Linked DNA regions of Homo sapiens: region 1 is linked to region 2. Evidence: read pairs that join two places in POLR2A ChIA-PET (ENCODE). Cell type or tissue: PC-9. All regions are shown on one strand. Each heading gives the region's core, and the rest is flanking DNA. Links, peaks and the distances in the headings are about the cores only.

What was found. Peaks named below come from ENCODE experiments on the same cell type or tissue, not always from the same donor. Only the 100,000 strongest peaks of a DNase experiment are listed, where the experiment ranks them.
Region 1: POLR2A ChIA-PET joins it to region 2 with 5 read pairs; 2 of 35 experiments call an interaction of 5 or more read pairs at or near these places.

Annotation. Positions count from the first base shown.
Region 1 is chr6:42,200,496-42,213,567 of GRCh38, forward strand. It overlaps MRPS10 (mitochondrial ribosomal protein S10), which reads right to left. Exons shown (of 7, transcript NM_018141.4): 4 at 11,286-11,422; 5 at 9,993-10,101; 6 at 8,363-8,452; 7 at 6,312-7,877. The coding sequence ends at 7,794. Among named protein-coding and RNA genes, the nearest start is that of MRPS10, 11 kb to the right of the region's middle. In PC-9, for the core only: no CTCF peak of the experiment used is centred there; no DNase peak of the experiment used is centred there.
Region 2 is chr6:41,691,825-41,703,895 of GRCh38, forward strand. The region is part of intron 1 of TFEB (transcription factor EB); the gene reads right to left. Among named protein-coding and RNA genes, the nearest start is that of MIR10398, 36 kb to the right of the region's middle. In PC-9, for the core only: no CTCF peak of the experiment used is centred there; DNase peaks (open chromatin) are centred at 6,297 and 6,797; H3K27ac peaks cover 2,284 bases.

The DNA of each region.
Region 1 (13,072 bases), core at 3,123-11,122, 510 kb after region 2:
CCTTGAATGCTCTTTCCTTTAGATTTCACTTCAATCTACTAGTAGGTCATTTCATCAGCTCTTCCTGCAAACTATACTCTAAATCAAACCACTTCTCCTCACCTCCATTCCTGACATTCTCGCCCAGACCAGCATCATCTCACCTGGTCCACCGCAGCAGATCCCTAACTGGTCTCCCTGCCCTCTCGTCACTCCTCTTTCACCCAGCAGCCACAGTAGCATACAGCAGATCCTGCCACTCTCCTGCTCAAACCCTCCTTTAGCTTTCCATTTGCTGAGAATAAAATCCACACTCCTCCCCATGCCTATGATGCATTACACGATCTAGTCCCTGCCTACTTCTGTCTTCATGGTCTTCTACACTGCAAACACACCAAACTCCTTCTAGAATCAGTGTGTCTTTGCATGTATTGTTCCTCCTACTTGGACTGTTTTTCCTCCAGATTTTTTTTTTTTTTAGATGGGAGTCTCGCTCTTGTTGCCCAGGCTGGAGTGCAATGGCACAACCTCGGCTCACTGCAACCTCCGCCTCCCAGGTTCAAGCGATTCTCCTGCCTCAGCCTCCCGAGTAGCTGGGACTATAGGCACCCGCCAGCAAGCCCGGCTAGGTTTTGTGTTTTTAGTAAAGATGGGGTTTCACCGTGTTGGCCAGGCTGGTCTCGAACTCCCGACATCAGGTGATCCACCCATCTCAGCCTCCCAAAGTGCTGGGATTACAGGCATGAGTGACCACACCCAGCTTCTTCCTCCAGATGTTAACACCACTGCCTCCTCCTCAGAGAGAACTTTCCCAACTCCCCCTCAGGTAGCCACTCAAGTAATTCTGATATTATCCCATTTTATTTTCTTCACAGTACTTAATTGCATCTGAAACTATCTTATTTTTTTCTCTACTTGTCTGTCTCTCTCACTAAAGTCTATGATCTTTGAGGAGAGGGACTTCACTATATACATTCCAGAATTCCCAGCGTTTAGAACAGTACTTGGCATGTACAGGAAACTCAAATACTTGTTGAGTAACTGAGCAAGGTCCTTGGCACATGGTCAATGCTGAATTAACGTCAGCTATCACTCCTTCATTTTACAAGACAATTCCTCTTTGACTCTGTTTAGTGTCTAGATTAGCAGGTATTTGTTGAGATAAAAATGATAATGGGATTTTAGAACTGGAAAAGGCCTTGAAGATTATCTAGCCCATTAATTTCCAATTACCCATCTCAACACACTTTAAGATAACACATGCCCATCAGCAGCCGTGGCTCTGTAACAGCAGCATCTCAACTGGCTTGGTGTGAAGGTAGTATTATTCCCATCCATCTCTCTTTTTTTAGACAGGGAGACAGGGTCTTCCTCTGTCACCCAGGCTGGAGTGCAGTGGAACACTCTCGGTTCACTGCAACCTCCATCTTCCGGGTTCAAGCAATTCTTATGTCTCAGCCTCCTAAGCACCTGGAATGCCCAGCTAATTTTTGTATTTTTAGTGGAGGTGGTGTTTTGCCATGTTGGCCAGGCTCCATCCATCTCTTAACACTTATTATTTAAGCAGCATTGAAGATTGATTAAAGTACAGTATCTCTGCCCAAGTTAAGAAATTTTATGAGTGAAATATAACTTGATTTAACCTCTGGCCGAGGAATTTAAAATTCAATTGGTTTTTCATGTGGGTCAGTTGCCCATGACCTGCCCTATAAATAAATGTCGCTGAGCTACTGAGTTATAAATATATCATTTTAAAGAGGATTAGAAATCCAGCCGGGCATGGTGGCTCAAGCCAGTAATCCCAGCGCTTTGGGAGGCTGAGGTGGGCGGATCACTTGAGGTCAGGAGTTTGAGACCAGCCTGGCCAACACACCGAAACCCCATCTCTACTAAAAATACAAAAGTTAGCTGGGCGTGGTGGCGGGTGCCTGTAATCCCAGCTACTCAGGAAGCTGAGGCACGAGAATCGCCTGAACCTGGGAGGCAGAGGTTGCAGTGAGCCGAGATTGTGCCACTGCACTCCAGCCTGGGCGACAGTCAGACCCTGTCTCAAAAAATAAACAAATAAATAAATAAAAATAAAATAAATAAATAAATAGATAAATAAAATAAAGAGGATTAAGAATCCATAGAGAGAAATGAGAGCTTGAAGTGAGTAACAATAGAAAGGATTTAAGGAGGGCAGGGTTAGGAATTGAGCAGGGGATTTGGAAAGAGAGTCCTGGGGATTGCAGGCAGTCAGCCATAAGCCTGGCTCCAGGGGCAAAGATATGCTTAAAATCGACAAACCCATGTCTTCTGAGCCCTAGTCAGGCTGGACCTGAAGCCCCACTGTGAATCATCTCCATCTGAGTGTTCTTGTGACCGAGTAGGACTCCCCTTGCTGATGCCTAAACTCTTGTGTTGCCCCCTCCCTCAGGACCAGTCTGAGCAGTGGGACCACCTAAATTGTGCCGTGTATCTTGCTTCTTGCTTTAATTCATTAATTTTTCCTCCCAGTCAATCACTTTACTTCTAAGCTTTAGACCAAGCTTATCCAATTGGAGGCCCACGGGCTGCATGCGGCCCAGGACGGCTTTGAATGCAGCCCAACACAAATTGGTAAACTTTCTTAAAACATTGTGAGATTTTCTTTCATGATTTTTTTTTTAATTAGCTATTATTAGCGTTAGTGTATTTTATGTGTGGCCCAAGACAATTCTTTCAATGTGGCCCAGGGAAGCCAAAAGATTAGACACCCCTGCTTTAGAGGAAACGAGTACATTTTGGTAACGTGAGAGGTGAACAAACCTGGAATTTAGCTTTGAATATTCTGCATTTAGTATGTGGATATTTGAGTACCTCATAGCCTGCTTACAAATTAGCTTCTAGGGCTGACCCTGTCACTAACAGCTTCATCTGTAAGCTGAAAGGGTGACTGAGTGGGCAAATAACAACTCTCTAAGCCTTGGTTTTCTGTCCTGTAAAATGGGGACAATGGTAAGTACTTCAGTGTGTTAATAAAAATCAAAGGATTTTTGGTTTGTGGCTGGGCGCTGTGGCTCATGCCTATAATCCCAGCACTTTGGGAGGCTGAGGCTGGCAGATTGCTTGAGCTTACAAGTTTGAGACCAGCCTGGGCAACATGGCAAAACCCTGTTTCTACAGAAAAAAAAAAGAAAGAAAAAAAAAGAAAAATTAGCCGAGTGTGGTGATGTGTGCCTATAGTCCCAGCTACTAAGGGGGCTGAGGTAGGAGGATCATTTAAGCCCAGGAGGCGGAGGTTACAGTGAGCCAAGATTGTCACTGCACTCCAGCCTGGGTGATAGAGCCAGAACTGTCTGAAAAACAACGCTAAGGGCTGGGTGCGGTGGCTTATGCCTGTAATCCCAGCACTTTGGGAGGCCGAGGCGGGCGGATCACGAGGTCAGGAGATCGAGACCATCCTGGCTAACACAATGAAACCCCGTCTCTACTTAAAAATACAAAAAATTAGCTGGGCGTGGTGGCGGGTGCCTGTAGTCCCAGCTACTCGGGAGGCTGAGGCAGGAGAATGGAGTGAACCTGGGAGGCGGACCTTGCAGTGAGATTGTGCCACCACACTCCAGCATGGGTGATAGAGCGAGACTCCATCTCAAAAAAACAAAAACAAAAACTCTAAGGTAAATGTTATCCCTACCCTGGAGGTAACCTGAGGTCTTTTCCAGCTGGTTCTTGAACAGTATAGCACACAAGCATCTAAAGTATCATCGGAATGGTACTGCCATTTACTGAATGTCTGTTACCTGCTCAATACTGTGCAAGGTTTTTTATCAGTTATCGAATACTCCAACCTTATTAAGCTGGAGCATTAAATATATGTCAAATGTAAGTATGTAGGTATTATTTCCTACAGACTTATTATTACCTTTACTAATGAGTACACTGAGGCCCTGACAGGGTTAAATCTCTTGCCCAAGTTTACGGCAGTCAGTGGGTTTGAACTCTTATCTGACTCATGTCTGTCTGACTCCAAAGTCCATGTTTGCTCTATTCTGTCATTCATTAGTCTTGTAATAGAACTAACTTAATAATGTAATGTAAGACAGGGATGGTTGCAGACAACTAGAAATGTTAAGAAACTAGACTAATAATTTAAAATGATTGCTTTATGTATTCACTGTGGCATGTTTAAATGGTCATAGGGCCAGGAACATATGCCATTCTTTCAAAGCACTGAAACTTGGCACTTGAACTAGTTTAGTCTGTCTTACCAGAGATCTGTAGTTATACTAAGACTCTTGGATGAGAACATGATTTTATTTAATATGAAGAAAATATAGGCTGGGCATGATGGCTGATGCCTGTAATCTCAGTATTTTGGGAGGCCAAGGCCGAAGAATCACTTGAGGTCAGGAATTTGAGACCAGCCTTGGCAACAAAGTGAGACCCCCATCTCTACAAAAAGATTAAAAAATTAGCCATGTATCATGGTACATGCCTGTGGTTCCAACTACCTGGGAGGCTGAGGCAGGAGGATCATCTGAGCCCAGGAGGTCAAGGCTGCAGTGAGCTGTGTTCATGCCACTGCACTCCAGCCTGGGCGACAGAGCAGGACCCTGACTCCAAAAAATAAAAAAATGAGCTGAGTGTGGTGGTGCACACATTTAGTCTCAGCTACTTGGGAGGCTGTGGTGGGAAGATCCCTTGAGCCCATAAGTTCGATTGTGTAGTGAGCTTTGATCGTACCACTGCACTCCAGCCTGGGCAACAGAACAAGACTCTGTCTCTACAAAAAAAAAAAAAAAAAAGAAAAAGAAAAAAGATCATCTCACTTCCTACCTGCCTTCTGGTTCATTCTATTTTTTTTCTTTTTTTTGAGATGGAGTTTCACTCTTGTTGCCCATGGCGTGATCTTGGCTCATCGCAACCTCTGAGTTCAAGGGATTCTCCTGCCTCAGCCTCCCAAGTAGCTGGGATTACAGGCATGCGCCACCACACCCTGCTAATTTTGTATTTTTAGAAGAGACAGGGTTTCTCATATTGGCCAGGCTGGTCTCCAACTCCCAACCTCACATGATCCGCCCGCCTCAGCCTCCCAAAGTGCTGGGATTACAGGCGTGAGTCACCACTCCTGGCCGGTTCATTCTATTTTTTTTTTGCCATTACTTTTAATGGCAAAAACTGCAATTACTTTTGCACCAACATATATTATCAAATCCACTCTTCTCTCACCATCTCCCATACCCACCATGGACAGAAAGTGTGACCCAGGCATTAATTCTAATTTTCAGGATATGCATTTTACTCAGAGGCCTAATTTAAAACCAACAAAAGAAAACCAAAAATCTTCTTAGCCTATCAAGATAGCTATATCCTGATAAGCTAAGAAGTTATTTTGTTTATATCATTTTTTCAGTACTGTACTTCATGCCAAACTTGTTTATATCAAGAAGCGGGCTTCAAATATGCCAAATACTTTCGTCGAAGAAATACTGCTAGTTTTGGGCCAGGCGCAGTGGCTCATGCCTGTAATCCCAGCACTTTGGGAGGCCGAGGCAGGTGGATCACGAGGTCAAGAGATCAAGACCATCCTGGCCAACATGGGGAAACCCCATCTCTACTAAAAATACAAAAATCAGCTGGGCGTGGTGGCACATGCCTGTAGTCCCAGCTACTTGGGAGGCTGAGGCAGGATAATCGCTTGAACCTGGGAGGCAGAGGTTGCAATGAGCCGAGATCGCGCCACTGCACTCCAGACCGGGTGACAGTGCAAGATTCCATCTCAAAAAAAAAAAAAAAAAAAGAAAGAAAAAGAAAAAAGAAATACTGCTAGTTTTTCTCACGTGCATGTGTGCACATGTAGTTCATTTGCTTATTTAAGCCGAGGTTTTAACACATAATTGGAAGTCCTAAACTAAGGACTTTGGTTTACATGGAGTGCTATGGTACAATCTCGGCTCACTGCAACATCCACCTCTTGGGTTCAAGCAATCCTCCTGCCTCAGCCTCCCAAGTAGCTGGGATTACAGGCGCCCACCACCATGACCAGCTAATTTTTGTGTTTTTAATAGAGATGGGGTTTTACCATGTTGGCCAGGCTGGTCTCGAACTCCTGACCTCAGGTGATCCACCTGCCTCAGCCTCTCAAAGTGCTGGGATTACAGGCTTGAGCCTCCACAACCGGCCGGGTCTATATTTATTTTTAAAGAATTACTTCAGATGAAAATGTGTCATAAATTGCTGCTTTGCTGCACATAGTTACCATTATGTTGCTCATGTTTTATTGACTAGTTCTTGATCTTCAAGTACTTATACCTGGTGTCAGTATGCTTTAGGCATTCATGAATGACAGTCAACAACTGAGCTGAAGGTCATGGGGCACAAAGCTGCAATTCTTTTAATGGTGATGACAGTAACGTAAGTCTGATACACAAGCAGTATGTATTCAACACACTGATACCTGATAGCATGTCAGGAAAAAAGAATAGGCAATGCAGTTTAAGGGGGGAAAAACTGAGAAGTCATAACTACTCCAAAGATGTGCAGGAAACCACAAAAGACATGGACCTGCTTCTACTATAAAAAGAAAATGAAGCACTTCTCTGGGGTTGCTATACCAACTGTTTCAGCCCATTGTAGTCTTGCCTCTTTCAGGGCTTTAGCCACTATTTCATTTCATGGAAAAGCAGACATCTCCTAACAAACAGAGTGACATTTACCAAAATAAAGAGGGCTTCTCAGTGAGAAGCTTAATAAAGAAAAATATTTACCTATGCTTTGCACAATTTTCTTTTTTTTTTTTTGAGACGGCGTCTCGCTCTGTCGCCAGGCTGGAGTGCAGTGGCGCGATCTCGTCTCACTGCAGCCTCCACCGGGCCCGGGTTCACGCAATTCTCCTGCCTCAGCCTCCTGAGTAGCTGGGATTACAGGCACGTGCCACCATGTCCAGCTAATTTTTGTATTTTTATTAGAGACGGGGTTTCACCGTGTTAGCCAGGATGGTCTGGATCTCTTGACCTCGTGATCCGCCTGCCTCGGCCTCCCAAAATGCTGGGATTACAGGCGTGAGCCACCGTGCCTGGCCTGCTTTGTGCGATTTTCAAAAGCCATTATTTCTATTCAATTTTGGGTACTTAACTACAGTGCTGGATGTAAAGTTTATGCAGTAAAAGCTTATTGAATGAATGAATCATAGGATAAATAATACAACTAGTAATTTCTTAAGATCATAAATTCCATTACAGTAACCCTGGTAGGCAACTCTATAAAGTTCTGGGCTCCAAGAAGAGGTCAGTGCATGCCATAAATGTGTTTGATCTGCTGTGAAGTATATTCAGTCTTCAAAATGTAATGCTTACATGAGATAAAATCGGTTGGTTACCACCCCCAAATTAGCATATGCCAGCCTGCACAAAGGTAAATAGCAAAAACTTTAACTGCTCAATCTGAATTAACCAAAGATTCCTTCTAGGAATCTTAAAAAAAAATAAGGGTACGAACACTCCAAGCACTTATTTTCAGATGCATCAACTGACATAAATTAAAAATGGTACAAACTAATAATTGAACACCAGTAGCGTAACAAAATAGAATTTTCACTCTTTCTGCTTTCAGTCAAAGTGGTTTGCTCATGTTTGCTGAAATCAGAACTGAAACAATGAATAAAAAGAATAGATAAAAGTGGTTCTTCCATTAAAGTTCCATTCCCTGCCCTCAGCTGATGAGGGCACGAGAACTCAATGGAGCAGTTAGGGCAGACTCAAATCATCTCAGCTGGAAGCACTCTCCACTTAAACATACTCATCTGGCCCACCCTCATTTCAAATTTAGGCAAAAATGGCCTCCCTGAGGCTTTATGACTTGCTTTCTTCTTTTTCTTCTGATAGTGTTTCCCAGATTGGCTCCTTGATGTGTTCTGGTAACTGTTCTAATTGTGTCTAAAAAAAGAAAGAAACAAAACTATAATGTGGATTTAACAGAACTCTTTGACTACAAATCGGACTTATTAATTTGGTCAAATCCTCTTTACTTCTTTTTCTTTTATCCCCCTAGTCTTTCTATAGGGTTTTGAAATGGAAAGAAGGAAACTTGATGGTCTATAAAACACTCTCACATACATAATCGATTTGATCCTCAATGATCTTCATGGATTGCCACTTAATGGGATCCCCAGGTCTAGACAACTCATATTGAGGAGGGAGAACTTCATAGGTGGTTCACGGAGGACTTGGGCTGAAATGGCAGGATTCTGTTGCAAGGGGTGGGTAGCCCCCAACCGCTGTGGCAACTGTGTCTCCCAGTTTGCCACAGTTTAGGGCAAACTCTACTCAGTGGGCCAGGACCAGGCTGCAATGTATCAAAACAACAATACAGATACCACTCCCCACCGCCCCACCGAAAGAGGCAGAAATTCAAGCTATACCTTTGTTACTTCCATGGCAACCCCTTCAGGTAAGTTTCGCTGAATATATTCCAAGTAGACATCTGCTGTGCTTCCAGTTAGATGTTCTAACTAAAACATCAAACATGAAAATGTTTCATGTAAGCTGTTTGTTAAAGCACGGTTTTTTGTTTTTTTTTTTGAGATGGAGTCTCACTCTGTTGCCTGGGCTGGAGTGTGTGCAATCTCAGCTCACTGCAACCTCTGCCTCCTGGGTTCAAGCCATCTCCTGCTTCAGTCCCCCGAGTGGCTGGGACTACAGGTGTGTGCCACCATGTCCAGCTAATTTTTTTTGTATTTTTAGTAGAGACGGGGTTTCATCATGTTGGCCAGGCTGGCCTCAAACTCCTGACCTCAAGTGATCCGCCTGCCTTGGCCTCCCAAAGTGCTAGGATTACAGGCATGAGCTACCGCACCTGGCCTCCCCTAAAGAATCTAACATAAAATCCCAGGCTCACAAAACAACTGAAGACAAAAGGACTAAATTATAAGATATAGTTAATATAAGATTTTCTGTGTGTACTATGAGAGACGTTTCCCTCAGACAAAGATGGATAAAATTTGGGTTTTTCTTTTTAAGAGTAGGGACTGCGCAGGCACAGTGGCTCACACCTGTAATCCCAGCACTTTGGGAGGCCGAGGTGGGTGGAGCACCTGAGGTCAGGAGTTCAAGACCAGCCTGACCAATATGGTAAAACCCCATCTCTACTAAAAATACAAAAATTAGCCAGGCGCGGTGGCGTACACCTGTAGTCCCAGCTACTAGCGAGGCTGAGACAGAATTGCTTGAACCCGGAAGGCAGAGGTTACAGTGAGCCTAGATTGTGCCACTGCACTCCAGCCTAGGTGGTGACAGAGTGAGACTCTATCTCAAAAAAAAAAAAAAAAAAAAAAAAAAAAAAGAGTAGGGACCATGACTTTATTATATTTGTGCCCTCAATGACTAGTACAGTACTTCCCATATAAAAGATACATAAGTGCTTGTTTTAATATTTACCAATCACTTACTATGTGATCAAAGTATTCTGAGTGCTTACATAAATTTTCCATTCTAATCCTCACACTAACCTTATGAGATGGGTACCACTATTATTCCCATTTTATAGATGAAGGAATAGAGGTACATGTCACACAGCTGTTAAGAGACAGGACCTGGATTCTGGCATTGGCAGTCTGACTCCAGAACCTATGCTCTCCTTAAGCACACGACTGTGCTGGCACTAATGGAAGCACAAATGAGTAACAGATGAATGAAAAACCTAATGCTGTGCATCACTGACATGGAAAATCCAGCTAGTATGTGAAACAGTTATTAGAACTGTGTAAAAACTTCACTAGAATTTTTGAAATATGAGCAAAATTATTCCAATGCTATCTTTGCATAATCTGCATTCCTGAGTTAAGGTATGCACTACTCTAAAGGATTGCTTTATTTGCATTTACTTTTCCTACCATGACACTTCCATAAACACTAAAAGATATTTACCTTCTGTACAACCAACAGACATGGGCTTGCTGAAAGAAGTCAATCTAGTCAATGTTAAAGTAAAGTTATATGCTAGTGTGAATTTTTGGTATTTCAAAAATGCCAGAATTTCTCAAATACACTCACCTCTAAACATCTGTAAAGTGTTCTCATTTCATACTGAACTCTGTGCTTCTTGTAAATATGCACTGATTGGAGAAGAGTAAATCGCTCTATTTTCCTTGGAGGTTCATGTCTGAAATTAATGGACAAAACAAAACCTGAGTCACTATGATAACAAAGCATAATTCCATAATTTTGTAGGTCAGACTCACACTCAATTATAGGCATTAACTACCATTTACAGACTTCCATTTGCCAAAACTGTCATCTGGAACAACAACTGCTATCATAAAACTCAAGCCAAAATAAACACTGCAGACAGCAATAGAAACTTTTTCCCACAGGCTCAAAAATAAGCCCTGGCATGTCAAGTGTGCAAGCATACACACACACCTGCTGCTTTTACACCCTTTAGTCTTTTATTGACCAAATATATTAATTGTGAAGAGCAGCACCAGTGTGGTAGACATAGTTGTAACACCTGCTGTATGTCTGTTGTTTTAGGAAAATCTACAGATAAATCAAAATAACAAAACTATAGTCTGTTTTGGGAAACCGTGGCCTTCTGTTTTTGTCAGAAGGCCAGACTGCCAAAGCCCCAGATGGGGCCTCGTTCAACAGCAGAAGGAGCAGATGACAAGACAAAGGAGACAGTTATGCTTGACCCTGCAGTGACTCCAAGGCTTACCTTGTTCAAGCAAGAAATTACTGGGTAAGTGGTGTTTCTTAGGGAAGATTTGAAATGATGGATGTATTAGCCAAAAATCATCACATCCAAAGGGTCTAAAACGATTGTTCATTCACCTACTCTACCTCCCTGCTCCATGGAGATCCCAGAAACATGGCAGGAAGGCATGATCCTGATTAGGATAACATATGACAAACTTAAGCTCTACCCACCAAGAGTTTCTATCCCACTTTAAGAGCTCAGACTGGGCCAGGTGCAGTGGCTCACGCCTGTAATCCCAGCACTTTGGGAAGCTGAGGCGGGCAATTTGCCTGAGCTCAGGAGTTCGAGACCAGCCTGGGCAACACAGTGAAACCCCATCTCTACTAAAATACAAAAAATTAGCCAGGCGTGGTGGCATGCGCCTGTAGTCCCAGCTATTCGGGAGGCTGAGAACTGCTTGAACCCAGGAGGCAGAGGTTGCAGTGAGCTGAGGTTGTGCCACTGTACTCCAGCCTGGGCAACAGAGCGAGACTCTGTCTCAAAAAAAAAAAAAAAAAAGAGTTCAGACCTTCCTGGGATGAGCACTATTTTCCTGGTTGATCATATTACAGCAGCGAACAGGTCGGGTCAGGAAAGGCCATACTCACACTTTAATAGAGATACCAAGTTCTTTAGCAGCAAGCACAGCAAAATATTCATAACTGTCCAATACAGCCTTATCGTGACCTTTCACCAAAACCGAGAGGCGCTTATATAATATGTCTGGTTCATCAGAGATTGTTACCTAAAATCCAAAAGAAAAGTTTCAGTTTTAGTTCCTCTTCTATTTCTAACTAGCAAATTTAAAACATTAGCCTCAATTGAACAACTTCAGAGTTTACTAATAAATGAGGAGAAAAACACTGAGTGACGGCAGTGTTAGCTGAAGTGTCTAGATACTTTCATGTTCAGATCTGGACTATGAGCCTCAGAATCTGTTAAAATACAGTGTAAATGAAAAGAATTTTCAAGGCAACCCACAAAATTACTAAAGGAACTTTCCAACTTAAAATAACGATTCAGCTTCAAATTCACAATGAAAAAGGACTCCAGGGTCTGCTAGTAAAGAGCCTGGGCAGAAGACTTGGATTGAGGATTAAGCTCTGCTAATGGTAGCTGAATGACAACGGACAAATCATATCGTCTCACTGCACATTAGTTTCCTCACATATGAAAGAGGGTAAACCTATGCTATTGCTCATAGTATTTCTCTAAGAAAAAAATAAGAAAACACAGATTAAAGTGCTTATTAATTATAAAACATTATTATACAAAGCCAAGTTAGTTCTATTCATATTTTTTATTAGGTTTTATTCGCGTATGTTTTGTCTGCCCTAATAAACAAATTACTCATTTCTAATTTAAATGATATGACACTGACTATACCTATAACTTCAACCTCTTCCACCCTAATACCTAAAGACCTTAGAAATAATGGGTTTGACATTTTTGACTTTCTTCCAAAAGGTGAATTACCTTCATTTCATTCATCCGTTAAACCAGTAAATTATACTACTAATCCAATGATTCAGAGTTAAATCACTTCACTCCTGAAAGATTTACTTACTAGCCAGAAAGCTAGATATCCACTCTCAATTACTCCAAAAAGGGTTGTTGGAAGAACAGAATATACTGATAGCCTGTGTCCTAAGTTGAGGGATGAGAAGGGGGAATATAGCCTCAAGATGTGTTCTGACTGATCCCTACAGGGTGTTAAAAGATACTTTGAATTTGTTAGGAATATTAAAAATCAGAAGATTTCACAAGAAAATCTGGATTTCAGTTTAGCTTGGAAGATTTAGACAGGCTGGCATCACTAGGTCTGATTTCCCACAGGGCAACAAGTGGCTAGAATAAGTAGCTGCTGTCTTGCTTATAAAGACAGTGGCACACCATGCCAATTCTGCCACCTTTTCTTATAGGCCTGGCTCCTGCAGGCATGTGAGTTGCAGACTGGGGCTTAAATGTACTATCATAGAAATACATCCAGTACTGGCCAGGTGTGGTGGCTCATGCCTGTAATCCCAGCACTTTGGGAGGCTGAGGCAGGCAGATCACTTGAGGCCAGGAATTTGAGACCAGCCTGGCCAACATGGGAAAACCCCATTTCTACTAAGAATACAAAAATTAGCCAGGCATGGTGGTGTGTGCCTGTAATCCCAGCTAGTCGGGAGGCTAAGGCATGAGAACTACTTGAACCCAGGAGGCTGAGGTGAGGTGAGCCGAGATCATGCCACTGCACTCCAGCCTGGGTGACAGAGCGAGACTCTGTCTCAAAATAAATAAATAAATAAATATCCAATATCTATTAAGAGAAAAGTTAGAAAAGAGCAGTAAACTAGACATGTGCACAGACAAAGTGAGTACCTACAGACAAATGTCTAGAACTGTAATC
Region 2 (12,071 bases), core at 2,001-10,000:
TCTGGCCCACCTCGTGTTCCCCTTTGACCCCATCCGCCAGCTCTCCCTCTTGTTTTATCTGCTCCGGCTACATCCTCCAGGCACTTTGAAATCCCCGAAACATCCCAGGCATGCCCCCACCTCAGGACCTTTGCACTTGCTGTTCCCTCTGCCTGGAATGCTCTCCCCCCAGATGACATCATGGCTCACTCCTTCACCTCCTCCAAGGCTCAAATGTTACCTTACAGAGACCTTCTAGGACCACCCTATTAAAATTACAAAGCCCTCCACCACCACTTCCTATGCCCCTTCCCTTTTGTTTTTATTTTCCTCCATATCACTTATCACCATCTTAAATACAATGCATTTTTGCCTAGCTATTTCATTCATTGTCTGTCTCTTTCTTACTGGGAATGCAAACTTCCCTGAGGGCAGGCATTTTCTGTCTTTTTCACTGCTATACCATGGGACTCTGGCTCAGGACCTGGGACATGGCATATGCTGAATGCATGTGTGAAGAAATGTATCTTATTTGTGAGCCAGGCAATGGGGATACAACTGCAGTTCCTGAGCTCATGGAGCCTACAGTGTAATAAAGAGAAGGGCAAGTCCACAGGCTTAGGAGGGCCTGTATGGGGAGGGCCACTTCCAGGCACCTGGCACTGCCAGAGCCCAGAGAGGACTTCCCACCAGCACATCAGCCCTAATCTCCTACAGGTCTCAGTGGGACAGGTGTGACTTAAGCCCCCCAGCCCAGTCTGGAAGGAAAGACAGGGAAGAATGAGTCCTACAGCTTGGCCCACTCTGTCCCTAGCTCATTGACTGACCCTAGGTAAGTGACCCTGGGTAAGTCCCCTCCCCCTCTGAGCCTCCATCTCTCCATGCACAAAATGAAAGGGTTGGACCCAGTAATTTCTAAGGTCCTCCCCAGCTGAGACAGGCTGAGACTCTGAGAGGTGCAGGGCTCCTGAGTGTGTCCAGACCCCATGAAGGTCCTGGTAGGGGCTGGAGGGTCCCATCTTGGGGATATTGCAAGAGGCAGTATGACTTTGTGGTTGAGCAAGGACTTTTGAACTGAGAAAATATGGGCTTGAATCCTAGTTCTGCCACTTCTTTGCTGTGTGACCTTGGGCAAGTCACTTAACCTCTCTGAGAGTCAATTTCTCATTAGTAAACGGTCTCTGCTTCAGAAGATTGGAGCACTATATGAAATTAATAGGTCTTGCACAGTATGTAGCACCTGGGAGGCTGAGTGCATGAGACATGGATGGGCACATGACTGGCAGGCGAACTGATCAGTGTGGACCAGAAGCCAGAGCTGTGTCTCAAGCTCCTAACAATGAGGCCCAGACCTCAGGGGATAGCAAAGGGAAGCAGCAAAGGCTGACATGTTCTGGCTAATACCAGACACTGGACTTAGTCAGCATTAGCAAAAAGAACTGGCAAATATTCAGTGAAAATCACCAGATAATAGAAATAATAATAACTTGAATTTATTTGAGCATTTACTGTATGTCAGGCAATGTTCCAGACTCCTTCACCTGGAAGAGCCCTATGAAGTAGTTCTGCATATTACTCTCCTTTTATAGATAAGGAGAAACAGAAGCACAGGAGATTAAGTGTCTTTCAGCAGTGAAAGGGACAGAGCTGGAACCCAGCCCCAGGCAGCATGGCCTCTGAGCCCATGCTGGGGAGGAGAGGGTCTCCACACAGAGCAGGGAGGAAGCTTATTGCAGGCTGCCTGGCTGCCAGGCCCAGGAATGGAGCCCATGCCACCTGACTGCCAGCCAGGGCTCCTCCCACCACCACTGTGCCTTCCCGACAAGGTAGGAAGGCAGGCAGTGGCCCTCACCCCACCCTCCTTCCTTCTCTGCCCCTCTACACCATGAATCAGTAAAGGGGCTGTCTCAGCTCCTTGGGTCTCTCCACCCAGCTACCAACGGGGCAGTCCCCAGAAAGAAAGGAGCAGATGCCCACCACTCCCTTCCCATCCTGCAGCAGGAACACAGCTGCAGCCTCCACCCATGCCTTTGCCCACCCCCTTCCTATGCTGCTACAGAGGGTTATCCCTGTCTTTGTACCCCCACTGCCCACCACACGCACACTAGCCCTACAGACCTCATAGGCTCTGACCCCAGCCCAACCCACCCCCTCGCAGCTGTACCCTCTACACACCCACCCACACGGCACTGGCTCACCCCCCCACCCTTGGGGACAATCTGACTTCAGTTGGCCCTGGTGGGGGTGTGGGCACCGGGCCTGGCAGTGCCAGCCGGCACAGGGAGGGCTAGGGGAGAATGATCCCCTTGTTTCTCTGACAAAGAGCTGAGCGTCTGGCCTGGCCTCGCGTGGACTGGAGCTGGCTTTGCTATGAGGAGAGCCTGGGCTGGACCCTGCCTCTCACTGGCTGGGCCAGCCTCAGTTCTCTCATCTGCACAATGGACTTGGGAATCCCTGCCCCACCGCCCCCTGCCAGAATCTGGGTGAGCCTCCTGGGAGAGGACGTTGGAGAAGTGGACACAGTGAGGTGTCTGTGCATCAGTGGGTGTCAGTAGCCTCAGCTACTGTCCCCTGACAGAGGCTGGCAGGGTAGTGAGGCTCCCCAACCCCACCGCTGGAGCTGTCACACCCACAAAGCTTGTCCTCCAGTGAAGCTCCAGCCCTCTCCCCTGGCCCTGGTCGCCAGCCTGGGTTGCTGAGTGTGGTGTAGGTGGGATGGGTATGGGGTAAGGGAGGGACCTGAGGGGATCAGAGAGCGATGGGGGTGGTCCAGGACATGCTAATCCCCCCATCCTTAGCCTCCAAGCATGCCTACTCACTCTAAAATCCTGAGGGTCCACTCTCAGCCTCCCCTGACACCCAGTCTAGCCAGGAAGAACTAAGAGGATGGACATGGGAGAACCAAAATGTCCCTGGCCCCTCCCACCATCTGGCCCTTCAGACCCACCATGCCTGGAAAGGGTCCACTGTGTACAGGTTCAGTAACACTGGGGGCCTGGAGTGCCTACTGCATGTAGACACCAGGGATGGGGCACTTCCCTGGAGAGCCTTCTCCCCTGCCCCTCCCAGGTAACACCCTCCTCCTGAGAGGAAGGGTTTGATGCCCCCAGAGAATCCCTGCCTCTCCCCAATCACATGGCTGCCCCCATCAACACCCCCAGGACCCTCCAGCTGCCTCCTGCTGCTGTCCACCCACAGCCTCTCAGCTGACTCTGCCTCAAAGCCCAGACTGGGTTCCAGCTTAGTCATGTCCAAAATGAGTTCTGTAATCCCACAGGCTCACTGCCCCTACTGGCTAGGCGACTTCAGAAAGCTACTTCACCTCTCTGTGCTAGGCTGTCTTCCTCTCTAAAACGCAGCACCTGCTAATCACAGCACCTGCCTTTTGGGGCCATTGGGGGGATTCAAGGTAAGTGTGTGGCAGTCGCTTCATAACCAGGGATCCCGGTCTCCTCTGGTCAGGCCAGAGCTGGTTTCATCCAGTCTGTGTGTGGGCCTTGCCTGTCAGTCATTTACACCTTAGTATGAACCAGCCCATGAATCATGAAATGGTATATGTGTAGACAACAGGAAGATCAGAGTACCAACCGCTAAATGCTTCGTGAATGATTGCCATGGGTCAGGGCTGGTCAATGTGCTTTTCCTAATGTTAATTCTGTTTTTTCTTCCCAACAACCCAATGAGCTGAGTACTAGTATTATCCCCATTTTTCCTGGAGGAAACAGAGGCACAGAGAGGTGAAGGAACTCACTCAAGGTTACACAGCTGATTAAGTAGCAGAATGGAGATTTGATCCAGGCAGGCTGGCTCACAGCCCCCACTCTTTAACTACTATTCTGGGCTCTCCCAGCACCCCAAACTGTTCAGAGTTGTTACCGCTGGGGAGGGGAGTGGGAAGGGGCAATGGAGGGGGAGGGATAAAGAGGGATTTTTATAGTTCTTCGTTCCACTGGAGAAGCACTCAGCTCTTACAGTGGGAATATGTGCGACTTGTGTGATTCTGTTAACAGGAGAAAGGAAGCACAGCAGCTTCTGGGGGTTTATGGGGGGGCCCAACCTGCTTCCAGGGCTTCCAGTCATGTCCAAAGGTGGGTCGCCAAGGGGAAGGAATCCCCCCAGCTCCACCTGGGCTGGCCCAAGCCCTGCCCTGCTCGGTGCAGTGGTCATTAGGCCAGCCGCGGTCCCTGGGTGAGGACACCGAGTGGCCAGCAGAGGCACAGAGCCAGGGCCAGCAGCCACCAAGCATTTGGAGCTGGAGGGCCAGGGCCCCACTCAGTTTCTACCACAGCCCCAGACAAGGGCTTCTGAGGGGAGTACCATCTTCATGCAGTGCCCTCAAACTATTGTCAGCTGACGCCAGTCCATTCAGTGGCTTGTGAGGCCTGAACTGCCTTGGGGATTTTTCTGCCCTCTAAATGATCCTTTAAAACTTGGAGCAGGAAGCTGAAAACACACTCCATGACCCATGGACCCCCTCCTATGCATGCCCACCAGAAAAGCATCCACGTGTTCACCAAAGCACATATACTAGAATGTTTGCGTGTATAGGAACCAAAACTGGAAACCACCCAAATGTCCACTAAAGAAAGATAGATAAAGAAGTGGTGGGCCAGGCATGGTGGTTCACACCTGTAATCCCAGCACTTTGGGAGGCTGAGGCGGGCAGATCACTTGAGGTCAGGAGTTCGAAGCCAGCCTGGCCAACGTGGTGAAACCCCATCTCTATTAAAAAATACAAAAATTAGCCGGGCGTGGTGGTGTGCACCTGTAGTCCCAGCTACTCGGGAGGCTGAGACAGAAGAATCGCTTGAACCCGGGAGGCAGAGGTTGCAGTGAGCCGAGATCATGCCACTGCACTCTAGCCTGGGTGACAGAGTGAGACTCCATCTCAAAAAAAATAAATAAATAAAATAAATTGAAGTGGTGGTACATCCATACAATCAAATGCTACAAAGCAATGACAGCAAATGCACTGTTGTTACACATGACATAGATGACTCTCGCAGACATAATGTTAACGAAAGAACCAAGGCACAAAAGTGTATACAGCATGCTCTGCGTATATGAGTTCAAAAAAACGCAACATTAATCTACTATGTTAGAACTCAGGATCCTAATTACCCTTGGGGGAGTGTCTGGGAGGGGACACAAGATGGCTTGGTGGGTAAGAGGATTAGGAAAGTTTTGTAATTTGATATGGGTGTTGGTGCCATGAGAGTGTCATATTTACAATAATTTGTACAGCTGCTCCCTTACAACTTATAATTTTCTGTATGTGTGTTGTATTCTCATTTTAAAATCACATAAGAATGAGGGCAGACCAGCCTGGCATGGTGGCTCACGCCTGTAATCCCAGCACTTTGGCAGGCCGAGGCAGCCAGATCACTTGAGGTCAGGAGTTCAAGACCAGCCTGGGCAACACGGTGAAACCCTGTCTCTACTAAAAATACAAAAATTAGCCAGGTGTGGTGGCACATGCCTGTAGGCCCAGCTGCTTGGGAGGCTGAGGCAGGAGAATTGCTTGAACCCGGGAGGCAGAGGTTGCAGTGAACTGAGATCACACCATTGCACTCCAGCCTGGGCAACAAGAGTGAAACTCCATCTCAAAAAAAAAAAAAAAAAAAGAATGAGGGCAGACGTTAAATAGTTTAAAAGAAGAGTTAGGGAAACTACCTTCACCAACACCACCCCTTCTCCAAACCCCCCCCCTTCCCCAAGTGTGTCTATGACTTTAAAATGCCTTTGGTACCAGGCACCTTCAACACAACTGCCAGAGCATACCTTGGTACAACCTCTTTGGAAAAGCAATTTGGCAATATATGTCAAAGCCTTGAAAAATATTCACCAGTCCAAGGAAGTAATCATAGATGCAGAAAAGGATGTTGTGCATAAAGATGCACTTCACATTATATGGAAAAAAGTCAAAACTAACCTCAATGTCCAGTTATAGGATAGTTAAATAAATTACGGTGTGTCCCTCCTGATGGACTGCTATACTTACAATAAATAACATGAGGATATGTCAGGTGACAAAATGTAGGATGTAGGGGGAAATTGTATATAAAATCTGATCATCACAATGTAAAAATATGTATAGAAAAACCTCTTGGGAGGAAATATACAAAATTATTACTGACTTCTTTGGATGATGTAACCATAAGTATTTTGTGTGGTTTTAAAAGCCTTTTGGAATGTTATTCTTTCTCTAGAATGAAGATGTATATCTTTCTAATTGAAAAAAAAATATTTTATGCTAACAGCTAATGCTCATAGAATGCTTACTGTGTGCTAGGTACTGTTCAAAGCACCTTATGTAATTATCATAATTATTTCATGATATGAGTGACGTGGGTACCATTATTGTCCCCATTCAAGGAATGAGGAAACACAGGCCCAGAGAGGTGGTCACTTGCTGAAGGTCACAGAGCTAATGAGTGGCAAGGCTGGACCCTGGCAGTCTGGCTGCACCGCCCCAACCCTGGGGCTGGGAGTTTGGCCTCAGTCCTGCATTCAGGGTGAGGGCGGCCACGTTTTGTTTTAGAAATTCTCACTGAAGAAGCCTCCCTGCGATCAAAGAGTTTCAGCGGCTGATCTCGTTCATCCAGCCCAGGAGCCAGAGGGTGTCCGGGATGATGGAACAGTCTGGAATCCCCAAACACAGGCAGAAAAAAAAATTCTACCCTTCCTCAAAGAGCAGAGATAATTTCCTGTATTCCCAGAAAAACATATGTCTGGCGGCTGAAACAACAAAGTGTGCAAGCCCAGAGGCTGGGAGGCCTGTTTAAGCCATTGATGACGCTCTGCACCTCTGTGGTCGGAAGAAGTTTTCTTCTGATTCAGTCTGTTACACTCTCAGTCGTGGGGGAGCTGCCCGGTCAGTCCTGGGGAAAGAAACTGACCGCTAAACAAAAGCTTCCTGAACAGGTTCGAGATTCCTGGAGGCAAAGGAAGGGCTTTGTGGCCTCCTAGGAACCTTTCAGCCTAGGGAAGGGAAGAGAGAAAAAAATACCAAACTTGGGATTTTTCTCAGCCCCCTCTGGCAGAGGAGGCAGCAGAGGAAGTCCTGATGAACTAGGAAACAGAACAAGGACATCACATAATCCTCATGGACAAAGCCATTCCACATTACGGAGGTGGTCATGAGTCACTGTAGGGCCTGGGGAGGGGGCATCAGATGGCCCAGACCCAAACAGAGTGAGGGGTGGAAAGGTATCCTACGACTCCCAGGAGCCAGCAGTCCTGCCCATATGATGCTGTGGGAAAGGCCAAGTGCTTGGGTTCAAGTCTTAGCCTTGGGCTGGACTCAATTGTCTGGGTATGGCCTCAGTCTCCCCATCAGTCAAGCAGGGCTTGCCAGCTGGGGCCACGTCTACCTCATAGCAGTTGTGCTCTAAGTGAGGAGGCTGGGTGTGTAAGTTGTCTTGCAGGTGTGAATTTGTGGGCAGAGGGGAGGTGTCACCATTCTGGTCACTGTTCAGTGTTGCTCCGTCCAGGCCCACTGGGGGCATCCCTGCATAAGTTCCTTTGGGGAAAGTGTCCCATCCATTCACCCATTCATTCACACATACACACATACACACCATCTGAAAGCCCAGACTGGGGCAGAGCAGCCTAGTGGTAACCCCAGCTTCAGTCTCTCCTTACTAGATAGGGGCAGGAAGGCCTCAGGCCAGCTTTTCCTATTACCAGGAGCCCTCTGTTTCCTCTCCAAAAGCCTTGGGTCTTTTAAGATTTTCTTTTCCAGAGCTTGTATATCATGTCATTCACTGCAGGAGATGAGAGAGGCAGGTGAGCAATAACAATGTCCACTCCTTTGGGTTCTAAGGGATAAGTAGTCGGAGTGTTTACCACAGTTCCTGGCACACTGGAGATACTTCATAATATAGCCTTTTATTATATTAGCTGGCAACTTCCGATACAGAAACATAGCAAACCCAGGACACCTGGTAAGTGTGCACTGTTTGATTGAAAGGTCCTTGATATCAGAAGCAGAAATGAGGTCAATGGGACACGCACATGCTTTTAACAGTTTTAATGCCATGTTTTGGTCTTTTTCCCTTTTAGTGAAGTGTAACTTATCCTAGCAAAATGCATAGATTTGTAGTGTACAGCTCAATGAATTTTTACAGGTGTGTGGCCTTGTATAATCACTGTTTAGATCAAGATGGAGAATGTCACCATCACCCTGGCAGGTTCCCTCCGGGACCCTGTCCTGCATCACCATGGCTGAGTGCTATGGTCTCCAACAGCACACAAAGGCTGTCATGCAGGATGTGGTCTTCAGTATATTTCATGAAATGGAACCGCTCTGCCAAGTGGGGACACTTACTGAGGACTGACCAACCCCTATTTGTGATGAATAAAGATCAAGAAACAAAAGAGGCTGGGCGCGGTGGCTCACGCCTGTAATCCCAGCACTTTGGGAGGCTGAGGCGGGCGGATCACAAGGTCAAGAGATGGAGACCATCCTGGCTAACACGGTGAAACCCCGTCTCTACTAAAAATACAAAAAATTAGCCGGGCATGGTGGCGGGCGCCTGTAGTCCCAGCTACTCAAGAGGCTGAGGCAGGAGAATGGCGTGAACCCGGGAGGCGGAGCTTGCAGTGAGCCGAGATCTCGCCACTGCACTCCAGCCTGGGCGACAGAGCGAGACTCCGTCTCAAAAAAAAAAAAAAAAAAAGATCAAGAAACAAAGAATGAATTACATGAGGAAGCAGAGGCTCCAAAAGGGAGATCTGCACAATGCGCTTCAGTGGCAGCAGAGCAAGACCCCAGGATGCGTTCTGCACCGCCTCTCCCAGACCCCCTGCAGGAATGCGCTGCGGGAGACTGCAGGGCTGGGGGCAGGGGGCAGTCAGGGGCTTGTTTTTAAATCTCTGAGCACCAGCAGGAGGTGGGGAGGAGGGAAAGGAAGGAGAGGAGAGAGGAAGGGCGGTCACACAAGCTCCTGGCCCACTTAATGGCCTCCTGTTCCCACAGCTCAGGCCCATCAGCCCCAAGTTTCAGCTCACATCCCACAGGAAAGGGTGGGAACTGGCGCCTCCTGGCTGGTCAGACTGTTGGCCCGGGACAACAGGGGGAGCAGCTTCAAAGGCCATTGCAGACCAGGGAGTCGCCCTGTCCTGTCCCACTGGGACCAGCTGGGCCCTGGCAAAGACGACTGCCACTGGGCATGGCAGGACAGGGACGAGGGACATGTAGCTAATAGGAACATGAAAGGAGAAACTAGAAAAGGATTCCACCCCTGTGATATGCACGGACCGGCCCAGCCACCCATGTGGACGCTCTGTCTCTCCGTGTCTGCTTCTCTTTCTCTCTTCTCTCTCACACACATGCACGCACACATGCACACATGTCCATGTGCACACACGTGTAGCCGCATCCCTCAGCTGCCGCTTGCAGTCTAAGGATCCCCTTAGCAGGCAGCCACCTTTCTCCTGGGTTGGGGAGTGGTGGGACTGAACCCCCACCCCTTGTGCCCCTGCACCCGCCTCCTGGGCACTCCATCTACTCCAGCCTCCTGCCTGTGTCTGCCATGCTTTGTTCTCTAGTTGTTTCCTTGCCACCTACCAGTCTCCTCAGCTACAAGGAAGTTTCAGAGAAATCACTTTTCTTCTTCAGAACCTCCACACCATCCCACCCATCAGACTTTCCAGAAAGAGATGCACGGCCCTCAAGGGCTGCTGGTCCAGTGACCCCCACACACTCAGTTATCACCCACTTGGCAAACGCTCCGAGTCCCTCCCACATTGCACTGCGCAAGGGGCCTCTGTTCAATCACATTCATCCACACAAACACTTGATGGGATAAACAGCAACACAGCAGGATAGGAAACCGAGACTCAGAAAGGTTAAGTAGGCCAGGCGCAGTGGCTCATGCCTGTAATCCCAGCACTTTGGGAGGCTGAGGCAGGTGGATCACTTGAGGTCAGGAGTTCGAGACCAGCCTGGCCAACATGGTGAAACCCTGTCTCTACTAAAAATACAAAAATTAGCCAGGCGCGGTGGCACATGCCTGTAGTCCCAGCTACTTGGGAGGCTGAGGCAGGAGAATGGCTTGAACTCAGGAGGCAGAGGTTGTAATGAGCTGAGATCGCACCACTGCACTCCAGCCTGGGCGACAGAGCAAGGCTCCGTCTCAAAAAAAAAAAAAAAAGAAAGATTAAGCAGCTTGTCAGAAGTCACACTGCAAGAGCACAGTGAAGTGGGGGTTCAAGCCCAGGTCTCTCAGGTATGTGACCACCAGCAGCTCCAGCCCAGGAGAGGTAACCTGGGGCCCATAGGAAAGGTCTCCCCATGTAGATGGCTTGTTGTCCCCTGCACTCCCAGTCCTGCGCCCCCCTCATCCCATGTCACCCTCAGCGAATCCTACAGAGGTTCCCCAGAGAGGCCTGCATGCTCCTCAGCCCTCCCAGACCCCACCCACAGATGCTTTTTGCTAAATAGCCAAGACATCCATGCCCAGGAGGCTCAGAGGGTGACAAATCTGAATCTCGCTGAGACGGTTAGCCCGCCTGAGAGCCTGGGTCGGAGGGGGCGGAAGGGGAGGCTATATGAGTTGGTCAGACAGAAATGTGATTCCAGGGATCAGAGATCTGGCACCAGACCATAGTGAGGTGAGGGTGGTAAGGGTTGGGGGAGGAGTGGGACTCAGCCATAGATGGCTCCTAGGACAGGAAAGGGGCCTGAGGGCGATAGAGGGGTTTAGAGACTGAAACTCCACTTGCCCCAAGTACCCTCTGGCCCACCCCAGCGAACCTGCTCATGTCCCCTGCAGGAAAGATCAGCTAAAGTTTTCATGGATGCTACGTCAGCCTATGTGGTCAATGAGGTCCCTCCCCAGGGAAGGTGAGGCCTAAGACTCTATCTGATTGGTCAGTTCATGCCATTGTGGACTTGGGGCCCACAAGCTCTGACTCTCTGAGATGAGTCTGTTTTGCAAGGACTCTCTCAGCCTCCACAGGCCCAGCACAAAAGCCTACCTAAGGCCAGAGTGGGACTGGAAGACCTGCATCGGTATGCACCACCCAGCTGCGTGACCTTGGGCAAGTCCTGTCCCCCTCTCCGGGACTCAAGACCCTCACAAATAACATGCAGAGGCTGTGTGGGACCTCTCATAGGCTCCCTGCCGCCTGCCTGGTGTGCTGATGGTTCTGGCAGCATGGATGTGTGGAGGGCTGGTCCGGTGGAATCGGCCTGCAGGCTGGGAGGGGAAGGGCCAGGCACCGGTTTCACTGTCCCATGTGCTGGCTGCCCCAGCATTGGGGAGCTCCCTCTCCAGAGCCATGGCAGCCTTAGGATCCAGCCTTTGCTTTTCCATCTCCTCAGGAGAAAAGAATCCACACTCCAGCATCTTCTGCTAGCTGCCAGCTGCTTAGGGCAGGGAAGGCTCGTTGACTCCAAGTGTGAGAAGAGGCAGGCACAACGACCACAGCTGGGCACACAGCGGGCATGCAGAGCAGCTTCTGGCTCCTGGTCCCAAACCCAGCCGCAGGCCCAGGACCCCCTGCATCTGTCCTGAGTTCTAATAATGGCTCTCAGGGTCCCAGTGCCTAAGCCACCCCCGCCTCAGCCCTCCCTGCCCCAGGCCCAAAGTCCTCAGAGCACTCCAACCCCGCCAGTGCCTGGCTCCTGCCCCTGCTCCTGGGGCTGCTCCTCCTCCGTCATCTGCTGCCTCAGCCTCCCCAGCCTCCCTGTGGCTGGTCTGCTGTAAAGAACGATTCCCTGGCTTTGTTTTTAAGAGTCAAACCTGCTTCTGAGTACTTTGGAAACAACCACTGTACAACTGAAGTAGCCAGGTCTTCCTAAACAAAAGAAGACAGTGGAGAGGGGAATGGAGGAAGAAAGGACAAAAACATCTATGAGCATGGACGATTGCATTGAATTCACAGAAGGTGGCCTGTTTTCTCTCAGGTGCAAACCAAGAGGCATTAGTACTATGCACACTGAGTGCGTACTCTGCACCAGGCACTGTTCTGCATTGATATGTGTTACTGATTTAATCCTCACCACAGCTCCATCCACCATGATGGAGGCGTTCACATATCCCCTGTTTTACAGAGGGGGCAACTGAGTCACAGAGAGGCTGAAA